Regions from separate parts of the Homo sapiens genome. Here region 2 is linked to region 1. Evidence: chromatin contacts called from ENCODE Hi-C or POLR2A ChIA-PET data. All regions are on one chromosome and are shown on one strand. The core of a region is the stretch at or near the end of the contact, and the rest is flanking DNA. Distances in the headings are between cores, read along the strand shown. Region 1 holds the start of MMP24-AS1-EDEM2 (MMP24-AS1-EDEM2 readthrough). Region 2 holds the start of NORAD (non-coding RNA activated by DNA damage).

The links. A loop is a pair of places that touch in the nucleus more often than their neighbours do. ChIA-PET counts read pairs that join two places held with the same protein, here RNA polymerase II (POLR2A). Pooled maps may share reads with other maps.
Region 2: a pooled map shows a loop between it and region 1 (8-fold over the local background). The contact joins the promoter of NORAD here to the promoter of MMP24-AS1-EDEM2 in region 1. A Hi-C loop is called at or near these places in 1 of 168 maps with a recorded cell type or tissue (naive thymus-derived CD4-positive, alpha-beta T cell) and 8 of 50 pooled maps. POLR2A ChIA-PET finds 5 or more read pairs at or near these places in 1 of 52 experiments (HEK293).

What each region holds. Positions count from the first base shown.
Region 1 is chr20:35,276,494-35,282,047 of GRCh38, reverse strand. MMP24-AS1-EDEM2 (MMP24-AS1-EDEM2 readthrough) reads left to right here and starts at 3,926. Exons shown (of 15, transcript NM_001355008.2): 1 at 3,926-4,002. It overlaps MMP24 (matrix metallopeptidase 24), which reads right to left. Exons shown (of 9, transcript NM_006690.4): 9 at 5,050-5,554. It overlaps MMP24OS (MMP24 opposite strand), which reads left to right and starts at 3,926. Exons shown (of 2, transcript NM_001355003.2): 1 at 3,926-4,039; 2 at 4,116-5,554. The coding sequence starts at 4,119. The coding sequence ends at 4,334. It overlaps EIF6 (eukaryotic translation initiation factor 6), which reads left to right. Exons shown (of 7, transcript NM_002212.4): 4 at 1,219-1,394; 5 at 1,930-2,106; 6 at 2,301-2,482; 7 at 2,842-3,130. The coding sequence ends at 2,851. RefSeq lists silencers at 3,747-3,966, 4,057-4,276 and enhancers at 4,407-4,576, 4,697-4,796, 5,383-5,554.
Region 2 is chr20:36,049,364-36,054,716 of GRCh38, reverse strand. NORAD (non-coding RNA activated by DNA damage) reads left to right here and starts at 3,757. Exons shown (of 1, transcript NR_027451.1): 1 at 3,757-5,353. RefSeq lists enhancers at 335-514, 3,509-4,080, 3,561-4,760 and a silencer at 3,812-4,021.

The DNA.
Region 1 (5,554 bases), core at 2,677-5,176:
CACTGCACTCCAGCCTGGGCAACAGAACAAGACTCCGTCTCAAAAAAAAAAAAAAAAGTAATAGTGCTGCTATGTTTTTTTAGTGAACACATGTACATATTTCTACTGGGTATATGATACCTAAGAGTGGCATGGCAGAGTCACAGGTTATGTGACTATTTAGTAGTAGTTGCAGATGATGCCAGATAATTATCTAAAGTGATTGACCAACTTACACTCCTGTCTCAGTATGAGAGTTCAGTTGCTCCATATATCTTTGCCAACACTTGGAATTGATGACTTGTAAAAATTTTAGTCATTCTGGCTGGGGGCAGTGGCTCACACCTGTAATCGTAGCACTTTGGGAGGTCGAGGTGGGCGGATCACCTGAGGTTAGGAGTTCGAGACCAGCCTGGCCAACATAGTGAGACCCCATCTCTACAAAATCACAAAAAGTTAGCCAGGTGTGGTGGCACGCACTTGTAATTCCAGCTACTCAGGAGGCCGAAGCAGGAGAATCACCTGAACCCAGGATGCAGAAGTTGCAGTGAGCTGAGATCGCACCACTGCGCTCCAGCCTGGGTGACAGAGTGAGACTCTGCCTTAAAAAATAATAATCTAGCCATTCTGCTATGTGTGTAGTGTTAGCTCAGTTTTTTTTGTTTTTTTGTTTTTTTTTTTTGGAGACGGAGTTTCGCTCTGTCACCCAGGTTGGAGTGCAGTGGCGCGATCTCGGCTCACTGCAAGCTCCGCCTCCCGGGTTCACGCCATTCTCCTGCCTCAGCCTCCCGAGTAGCTGGGACTACAGGCGCCCGCCACCACGCCTGGCTAATTTTTTGTATTTTTAGTAGAGACGGGGTTTCACCGTGTTAGCCAGGATGATCTCGATCTCGATCTCCTGACCTTGTGATCTGCCCACCTCAGCCTCCCAAAGTGCTGGGATTACAGGCGTGAGCCAACACGCCCGGCAGCTCAGTTTTTAAGTAGCAAAATATACAGCTAATGCCAAGAGCTCAGCTTCCCTCCCAGTTGGTGATGGTGAAGTAGGCAGGATTTATTGGGATTCCTGGGTGGTCTCTGGCCTGCCCTGGGTGTTTTCCAGATCAGTGGGTTGGAGGGCTGGGCTCTGGGCCTAAAGCTTTCCTGGGAAAGCTGATTGGGCTGGGCTGAGTGGTATCCTCAGCCCCTAGGGCTCAGCAGGCATCTTGTGTATTCACCCTCTAATTTGGGTTTCTCCAGGGAACAGGCACGGTCTCCTGGTACCCAACAATACCACCGACCAGGAGCTGCAACACATTCGCAACAGCCTCCCAGACACAGTGCAGATTAGGCGGGTGGAGGAGCGGCTCTCAGCCTTGGGCAATGTCACCACCTGCAATGACTACGTGGCCTTGGTCCACCCAGACTTGGACAGGGTGAGGCAGCCCAACTTGACCCAAGAGTCACAGGGCCATCCTAGTCAGTGGTTAGCCACTGTTCTTTCCCAACAGGCAGCAATTAGGGGTCTCTCCTGTGGTTTTTCTATATGGGCTCTTGAGTTTCAGGTACTCATTGGAATAGTGATAACAGAGGCCTTATCAAGTGTCAGAAAGAAGCTGGGGAGGGTATGAATCCTTCATGATTGGGGAGATTGAACCATCCAGTCCTGCATCCTGGGCCAGGATAGGTGATTGACTGTTGAACTTTTGACTGTGGGTGAGAGGGGAAAGAAGTGATATTGAGACCAGCCTCCAGCTGTTCAGGGCATGCATGAATATTAGGGGCTTCACAGCTGCCCTTGACTCTGCTCTAAGCTGTACTTCCTCCTTTCTCTGGGTGAGGCTTTCATATGAGGTACAGAGGAGAAATGAGGGGCTCAGGGAGCCAAGGCCTGGATGCTTCTGGGCATGGAGAACCTTGGTTCTGGGGCTGTAAGTTCTGAGCCCTGAACACAATATCTTTGATTGACAGGAGACAGAAGAAATTCTGGCAGATGTGCTCAAGGTGGAAGTCTTCAGACAGACAGTGGCCGACCAGGTGCTAGTAGGAAGCTACTGTGTCTTCAGCAATCAGGGAGGGCTGGTGCATCCCAAGACTTCAATTGAAGACCAGGATGAGCTGTCCTCTCTTCTTCAAGTCCCCCTTGTGGTAAGCATTCCTGTCCTCTGAACCCCGTCTCCCGAGGCAGATCCTTTTGCCTAGTGTTTGGGAGTCTGGGTCATTACCTGCCACAGTTTGGGACTGGGGCTGCAGGTCAGGGAGGAGCAGGGTTTGGGGAGAGTCTTCATTGAGGAGGGAGAGAATTTGGTGCCGTGACTCACATTGAGCCCATCCCTTGGCAGGCGGGGACTGTGAACCGAGGCAGTGAGGTGATTGCTGCTGGGATGGTGGTGAATGACTGGTGTGCCTTCTGTGGCCTGGACACAACCAGCACAGAGCTGTCAGTGGTGGAGAGTGTCTTCAAGCTGAATGAAGCCCAGCCTAGCACCATTGCCACCAGCATGCGGGATTCCCTCATTGACAGGTACCTGGGGCCTCTCCTTTCTTCTGCTCAGGGTTGGGGGTTAACTTGCATTTTGAGAGTATGGGGAAAAGATGTCATCTAGAATGGGAGCCTACCAGTTTGTTCTGGTAGCTTCTCGAGTGTGAGAGCATATCTGTACACTGCTGAGCAGATAAGAGCCAGCATATTCAAAAAATATTTCTTGAGCATCTGCTAATCCTCATCTTTGTGGTTTTTCAGGGCTAGGATACTAGAGCAGTAGCTGCTTGAGCAGCTTGTCAGAGCTGGTCCCGGGATGAGGGCTGAGGCAGGCACCTCACTTGAGAGTGAGGTGGGCTCTGTGAAACAGCTACTGACCGTGCGCTTTCCTTTCTCTTCAGCCTCACCTGAGTCACCTTCCAAGTTGTTCCATGGGCTCCTGGCTCTGGACTGTGGCCAACCTTCTCCACATTCCGCCCAATCTGTACCGGATGCTGGCAGGGAGGTGGCAGAGAGCTCACTGGGACTGAGGGGCTGGGCACCCAACCCTTTTCCACCTGTGCTTATCGCCTGGATCTATCATTACTGCAAAAACCTGCTCTGTTGTGCTGGCTGGCAGGCCCTGTGGCTGCTGGCTGAGGGTTCTGCTGTCCTGTGCCACCCCATTAAAGTGCAGTTCCCTCCGGGCCATTCTGAATGTGATGTTTGGGGCCCTCAGCCTGTGTACAATCCCTGCACTCTCCAGTTGTTCCAGCATTCTGGGAAGATAGGGTGGGATGAACACAACACACACCCAACCCAGTTCACCACCTCCACACACGCCATTCCCTTCTCCTCTACCATCAGGATGTGAGGCTTCATCCTGGGGCAAGAAACACTCTCCACTACAGTTCTCCTTTTTTCTTTTTTCTTTTTGAGGCAGTGTCTCCCTCTGTCACCCAGGCTGGAGTGTTGTGACGCAAGGATGGCTCACTGTAGCCTTGACCTGTTGGGCTCAAGCGATCCTCTCGCCTCGTTTATTTTTTTGTAGAAACGAAGTCACTGTGTTGCCCAGGCTGGTTTATACTCCTGAACTCAAGCGACCCACCGCCTCGGCCTCCCAAAGTGTTGGGATTACAGGCGTGAGCCACGGCGCCCGGTCTAGTTCTCACAGTTTTCACCCGACTTCTGCGCCGGTCTTCTCTGGCCTTGAAAGGCAGAGAGTCCGTTCCGATTTTCCCCTGAGCTGGGCAAGTCCCCTGTGAGAGCTCTGGGGCATCTGGCTTCGGGGCATTCTTTGACTAAGGTGGATGGAGGTTGCAGGTCTTTTCCTGGGTGGGCGTGGGGCGGGGCAGCGGGTTCCCAGCGTCCTCCTGGCCTGGGCGTCTTGGAGGCTGTTGGGGTGCATTCCGTCCCCTTGCGCGGGGCGGGGCCTTGAGGCGCTGGGGCGGGATTGGCGGGGGACGGTCGCGGAGCCCCGCCCCGAAGCACAGGGTCGAGTCCCTTCTTTCCGCTCCAACGCACGGAGGGTGAGGTCGGTACGCGGTGGTGGCGTCACGGCGCCAGCTCCTCCCGACGCCGAGGTGGGTTCCGGGAGACCCGCGGGTCTGGCTGCGAGAGGTGAGGGCAGAGCCGGGGCGGGGCCCTAGCGGGGTGTCCCGGCGACCCAGACCTTAAAGGGCTTCTCTTCTTGCAGACCATGGGGGCTCAGCTAAGCGGCGGCCGCGGCGCCCCGGAGCCTGCGCAAACCCAGCCCCAGCCCCAGCCCCAGCCTGCGGCGCCGGAGGGCCCGGAACAGCCCCGGCATCCGCCCCAGCCCCAGCCCCAGCCCCAGCCCCAGCCCCAGCCCGAGCCCAGCCCGTGGGGGCCGCTGGACGACGTGCGCTTCCTCATCGCCTGCACTTCCTGGTACTGACGGCGTCCTCCGCAGGATGTCGCCCGTCTGTCCGCCGTCCCCTGTGGTTCTTGCCTGCCTTGTCTCCTCTCCCCACGTCCCTGCGTCTCTTACACCCCCTCCCACCCGAGGCTCCCCAGAGATAGCAGAGAATTCGAAGAGGTCGCCGGGGACTGGAAAGAAGTCCCGGCAGGGCCGCCTTCGCAGTCTACACCCCAGCCTGCTTCCCAGCCTACACCCAGACCCAGCTCAGACCTTCGTGACCACCCCATCCCTTTCTCCGGCTGGCTGGGTCGGGGGCATCCCTCTCTGTCGCTGGCTTCCAGAGGCAGGACAGGCCTCCTGGTAAGCCCGCAAAGTTGCTGACCTCCTGACTTCGTCTGCCTTTTATTAATATCTGTATTGCTGATAACCGTGCTCTTGACTATGTGTCCCAGGTCATGTCCCAGGTCATGGAGAAGCCCGTGCCACAGTGACCCTCCCCATACTCCTGGGGGGGCTGCTCTCCATCCTGGATCGTAAGGAGGCATCATCAGGCTGTGTTCCTGGAACCCCAATAACCCTGGGCCCCCAGGGCCAGCCTGTTGTAGAGGGAGGCTATCTGACCGCCGGTCTGGCAGAGGAGATGGGTGGGCAGCTCCCAGACACCCCAAAGGACCCGGTTCTCTTCCCAGAGCGTCCTAAGGTTACTCTTGGAACCTGATCTTTGTTCCCTCATCCCAGGGAAATGACACACTCTGTATTTCTGTTTTATTTAGAAATGATTTAAAAAACATTATACAAAGGCTGATCAGTTTAAAATGTGACTGACACTGAAATGCTGTGATGTCCCCCAGGCTGAGGGGAAGCTAGGCTCTGGGGCCCCCAGTGCTTTGCCCCTCTGTCTGCCCTGTCCTGGGGTGATGGACAAACAGATGACCACAGGCAGGAGAATCTGAGATTGGAAGCCTCTAGGCTGAGCCCTCTGGGCCTGGCCCCACATCCCTCACCTCTGCAGCCTGGGCTGCCTGCCTCCATCTCCTGTTCATTCTCAGCTGGCCTGCCAGGAGCCAATGGGGAGCCTGGCGGGAGGCGGGGGTGCCTAGAGCTTTCAAGAAGTGAGAGCACCAACCTGAGGAGTGGACAGGGACCAGGAAGTGGGGGAAGGGAGGCCAGGAAGAGGTGGATACAGGAGACACTTCTCATCTCATCTCAGACCCTAGAGGGGTCCACAGATGGGGACACAAGACCCAGCCAGCCCA
Region 2 (5,353 bases), core at 2,508-5,007, 770 kb before region 1:
CGAGAATTACTTGGTGTATTAGTCCATTTTCACGCTGCTGATAAAGACATACCCGAGTCTGGGAAGAAAAAGAGGTTTAATCGGACTTACATTTCCACATGGCTGGGGAGGTCTCAGAATCATGGCAGGAGGTGAAAGGCACTTCTTACACAGCAGCAGCAAGAGAAAATGAGAAAGATGCAAAAGCGGAAACCCCTGATAAAACCATCAGATCTCATGAGACTTATTCACTACCATGAGAACAGTATGAGGGAACCACCCCATGACTCAAATTATCTCCCACTGGGTCCCTCCCATAACGTGTGGGAATTATAGGAGTACAATTCAAGATGAGATTTGGATGGAGACACAGCCAAACCATATTACTTGGGAAACAGGTGGATGATACTGCCATTTACTGATAGGGAAGAGCAGGCTCTGGGGAGATACCAAGAGTTTTGTTTTGCACAAGAGGAGTTTCAGATACTGTTGGAACATTCAAGTAGAGCTATCAGGTAGAAAGCAGAATGTATGCTGAGCACAGTGGCTCATGCCTGTAATCTCAGCACTTTGGGAGGCCGAGGTGGGCGGATCATGAGGTCAAGAGTTCCAGACCAGCCTGGCCAACATGGTGAAATCCCATCCCTACTAAGAATACAAAAATTAAAGGGATGTGGTGGCACGTGCCTGTAATCCCAGTTACTCAGGAGGCTGAGTCAGGAGAATCGCTTGAACCTGGGAGGCGAGGGTTGCAGGGAGCCGAGATCACACCACTTCACTCCAGCCCAGACACAGCAAGACTGCGTCTCGGAAAAAAAATAATAAAAGAAAAAGAAAAAGAAAGCAGGATGTATACATGTTTTTCATCATCCTCATCTTTAGGTTCCAGGAATACCCACATGTTTGGCTGCTTAGGCGGTGGGAAGCTCAGAAAGGGGACCAGGAGCCTCTCCTACTCCTTGTCTTGGCTAATGTATCAACTACCAAACTACCCATTAGCGCTAGTGTTTGAAACTTGTATAATCCATGGCTCTTCCTTCCCCTCCTCCCTCTTCTCTCAGGTATTCAGCCCACTGGCTTCTTCTCTTGAAATGCTAGAAACACTCACTTCACCGGTTTTCTACTTCTGTGCAACTCTCCTGGCTCAGGGCCTTGTCATCTCATTGTGGACTAGAGCCCCTGGACTTCTCGCCACCTCTCCTGTCCACCTTCCACCAGCAAGGCCTTTCTGACTGCAGGATTTTCCTCCTGGGAATCATGTCTGAGTCTGCATCAAGAGTCTTAATCCTTTGATCTTTCTTTACATTTCCAGAATTGTATCCAAAGGAACTCAGGGCCAGTGGTGGTAGCTCATGCTTGTACTCCCAGCACTTTGGGAAGCCGAGGCAGGTGGATCACCTGAGGTCAGGAGTTTGAAACCAGCCTGGCCAACACAGTGAAATCTCATCTATACTAAAAATACAAAAATTAGCTGGGCATGGTGGCACACGTTTGTAGTCCCAGCTACTTGGGAGGCTGAAGCAGGAGAATCATTTGAACTCAGGAGTTGGAGGTTGCAGTGGGCCGAGATGGCACCACTGCACTCCAGCCTGGATGACAGAGCGAGACCCTGTCTCAAACATAAATAAATAAATAAATAATTTTAAAAATAATAAAAATGCAGGCCAGGTGCGGTGGCTCACACCTGTAATCCCAGCACTTTGGGAGGCGAAGGTGGGTGGATCACCTGAGGTCACAAGTTCGAGACCAGCCTGACCAACAGGGTAAAACCCCGTCTCTACTAAAAATACAAAAAATTAGCCTGGCCTGGTGGCGAGTGCCTGTAATCCCAGCTACTTGGGAGGCTGAGGCAGGAGAATCACTTGAACCCAGGAGGTGGAGGTTGCAGTGAGTCAAGATCGCACCATTTCACTACAGCCTGGGCAACAGAGCAAGACTCTGCCTCAAAAAAAAAAAATAAAAATACAAATACAAACAAAGGAACTCAGAGGCTGGGGGCGGTGGCTCACGCCTGTAATCCCAGCACTTTGGGAGGCCAAGGCAGGTGGATCACGAGGTCAGAAGTTCGAGACCAGCCTGGCCAACATGGTGAAACCCCCGTCTCTACTCAAAAATACAAAAATTAGCTGGGCGCGGTGGCGGGCGCCTATAATCCCAGCTACTCGTGAGGCTGAGGTAGGAGAATCACTTCAACCTGGGAGGTGGAGGTTGTAGTGAGCCAAGATCGCGCCACTGCACTCTAGACTAGGTGACAGCGCAAGACTCCATCTAAAACAAAAAACAAAAAAACCCAAAGGAATTCAGAAGTCTACACAAAATGTGAAAATTCACGAGGAAGTTCATCACAGCATTAATTCTAAAAGCTGGAAGTGTCATTTCCAACCTTATCTTAATTGACACATCAGCAGCATTTGACACTGTTGATAAATTCCCCTTGAAACACTTTCCTCATTTACTTCCAGGACACCACACTCTCCTGGTTGTTCTCCTACCACCCTGGTCGCTTCTCAGTCTCCTTTGCTGGTTCCTTCTCATTCCCTGACCTGTAAACGTTACCCAGGGATCAGACCTCAGACCTTGTCCCTCTCTTGGTTCTCTCATGCAGCCTCAAGGTTTTAAAGACATCTATATGCTGACGACTCCCAAAGATTCATCTCCAGTTCAAACCTTTCCCTGAATGCCAGACTCATAAATCCATCTGTCTGCTTGACATTTCCACTTGAATGTCAAACAGACATCTCAAACTTAACATGCCTAAAACTCAGCTCCTGGTGTTCTCCCCAAAGCTTGCTCCTCCCATGGTTTCTTCCATCTCACTTAAGGCGGCTGCCTTTTCATTTGCTCAGGCCAAAAAGTGTGGAGTCATCTTTCAGTTCTCGCTCTCCCACTTCACATCTGGTCCGTCAGCAAATCTTATAGACTTGAGCTTATGTCAACCCCTGAATTCAACCACTTTTTGCCCCCTTTGCTGTCGTCGCCCTGGCATAAGTCCCTATCATAGCTCACCTGCTTGATTGCAACAGTCAGTTATCAGGTCTCCCTGCTTCTGCCCCTGCCTCCACTTCAGCTCTCCCGCACTGCAGTTCAACTCCCTCCCATGGTCCCATTTCTCTCCTCTCTTCCCCAGCCTCTTTGCTGTTCCTGGAACAGGCCTGGCCCACATGCTTCGGCTTTGTGGCCTGTGCATAAGCTGTTCCCCTACAGACATCTCCAAGCATGGCTCATCCCCTCGCCTCCTTCGGGTCTCTGCTCCAGAGTCACCTGGCCGTACTATAAAGCATTCCGCACCTGCACTTCATATTCCTCTTTCCTTTTTATGTTTCCAAAGCACTTTCGCTATCTACCCTTTTATGCATTTTAAGGATCTTGTTTATTGTTGTTTCCCTTACTAGAATGTAAATTTTAGGAGAGCAGAAATTTTCCTGTGTTTTTTTCTTTACTGCTGCACTCCCCCGTGCTTAGAGGCACATAGGTGCTCGGTAAACAGGTGGTAAATGAGTCAATAAATGAAATATTGGAGTCTTCTTATCCAGCACCGGAGGAGTAAGGAGATAGAGAAGCAACGTTTGCTCAGGGAATTCTGAGGCCAGTAGCAATTTCCGTTGCGAAGAGCAAGCGGGGTGGAGGGGGCCCTAACCCCACGTGACCACACCCCATTCCCCATTCCCCACCCCCACGCCGGAACATTGCAGACCCGGAACCACGGCTCGCGGGCCCCCAGCGCAAGGGCACTTCCGGTACCGCTCCTCTCTTGCCAGCGCAGAGAACTGCCAAGTCAGTTCCGGTCCGGCAGAGATCGCGGAGAGACGCAGAACGCAGCCCGCTCCTCCAGGGCCCTCCAGGCCCTCCGGCCCCGGGCCGGCGGGTGAACTGGGGGGCCCCGGGACAGGCCGAGCCCTCTGCCCTGCAGATAACGGAGGCCTCTGCTGTGGCTGCCCACTGGCTGTGCCCGCCCACTGGCTGTGCCCAGACCTTGAAGCCGCAGCGAACCTCTCTTTCCCACCCCACCTCGGTGACTAATGGCGGCCGTGGCGTCTCCCAGCCCGGACCCCGCCGGCACCCGGGTCTCCCGACCCAAGCCTCGACGAAACCCCCGCAGAGCCGCCGGGACGCAGCGCCTTTGGGCGGCGCTGGGCGTGGTGGGCCGGGAAGTATGGCGGCAGCTCGAACGCCGCGCGGCGGAGGCCATTAAGGCGTGGACGGCCCGGGAAGGCGGCCTAGGGACGCAAGCAGGCTCGGCCGCCTCTTTAGGCCACGGAGCCGCGCAGATCCGGTTCCCGGGTGACCACTCTGTCGCCATTGGGCGAGACCTACCTAGTCCTGACGACAACGGACAAAGGCCTTAAGGGGCCTGGAAGGTGAGCGAAGTCCCGAACGACGACGGGTGGAACGGTTAGCGGCCATCGGGCGGTTGGTCTTCATTCTACCAGACTTTGCTGTCGGAAGAGAGAAATGGTAGAATGACAGGCCACGTTTGGCCCGTTGGAAATGCCCACCACCCTCTGGGAAGATTTACTGGCCGTTTATGGAAGGCCTGTGTATATAATATGAAAAAGCTGCTCTCAACTCCACCCCAACCTTTTAATAGAAAACATTTGTCACATCTAGCCCTTCTAGATGGAAAGAGGTTGCCGACGTATGATAAAATAGAGTTAGAAAGTTACACATCTTGTAAATTCTCATTTGTTTAAAAGAAATCATAGAAAATACATGTCTTCTGGAGATGACTTTTGGAAATGGAGTTGTTAAGACGGCCTCTGGAAGCGATACGTCCACGTTTGTTAAGTGGGTTAGATGACATGGAGCTGGAAGACCTGAGAAGGAAGAGAAGAAGGTTCTATGCTAGACTGGTCATATTTAGAAGACATTTTCATATTCTATCCATTGTTTTGTGTGCATTTTATTCCTCACTACTGTGTATATAGTTGACAATGCTAAGCTTTTTTGAAATGTCTCTTCTTTTTAGATGTTCTGAAGTGCCTGATATGTTAAAATTAGAGGTAGCAAAATCACATTTTGTAAATACCTTTTTGTTACAATTCATAGGAAATATTTTTGGGGGGGAATGGCCAAATCACCTGTTGAGTAATACTCATTGTGTTTGTGCAGTGGTTCAGGGGAGGAGAGAGGAGGGGGAGGTGCAGAGAGCTCTATGCCATCCTGTTTACAGCGAGGCAAGATGAATCATTATGTCTGTGCATTTTGTTTTACTTATCTGTGTATATAGTGTACATAAAGGACAGACGAGTCCTAATTGACAACATCTAGTCTTTCTGGATGTTAAAGAGGTTGCCAGTGTATGACAAAAGTAGAGTTAGTAAACTAATATATTTTGTACATTTTGTTTTACAAGTCCTAGGAAAGATTGTCTTCT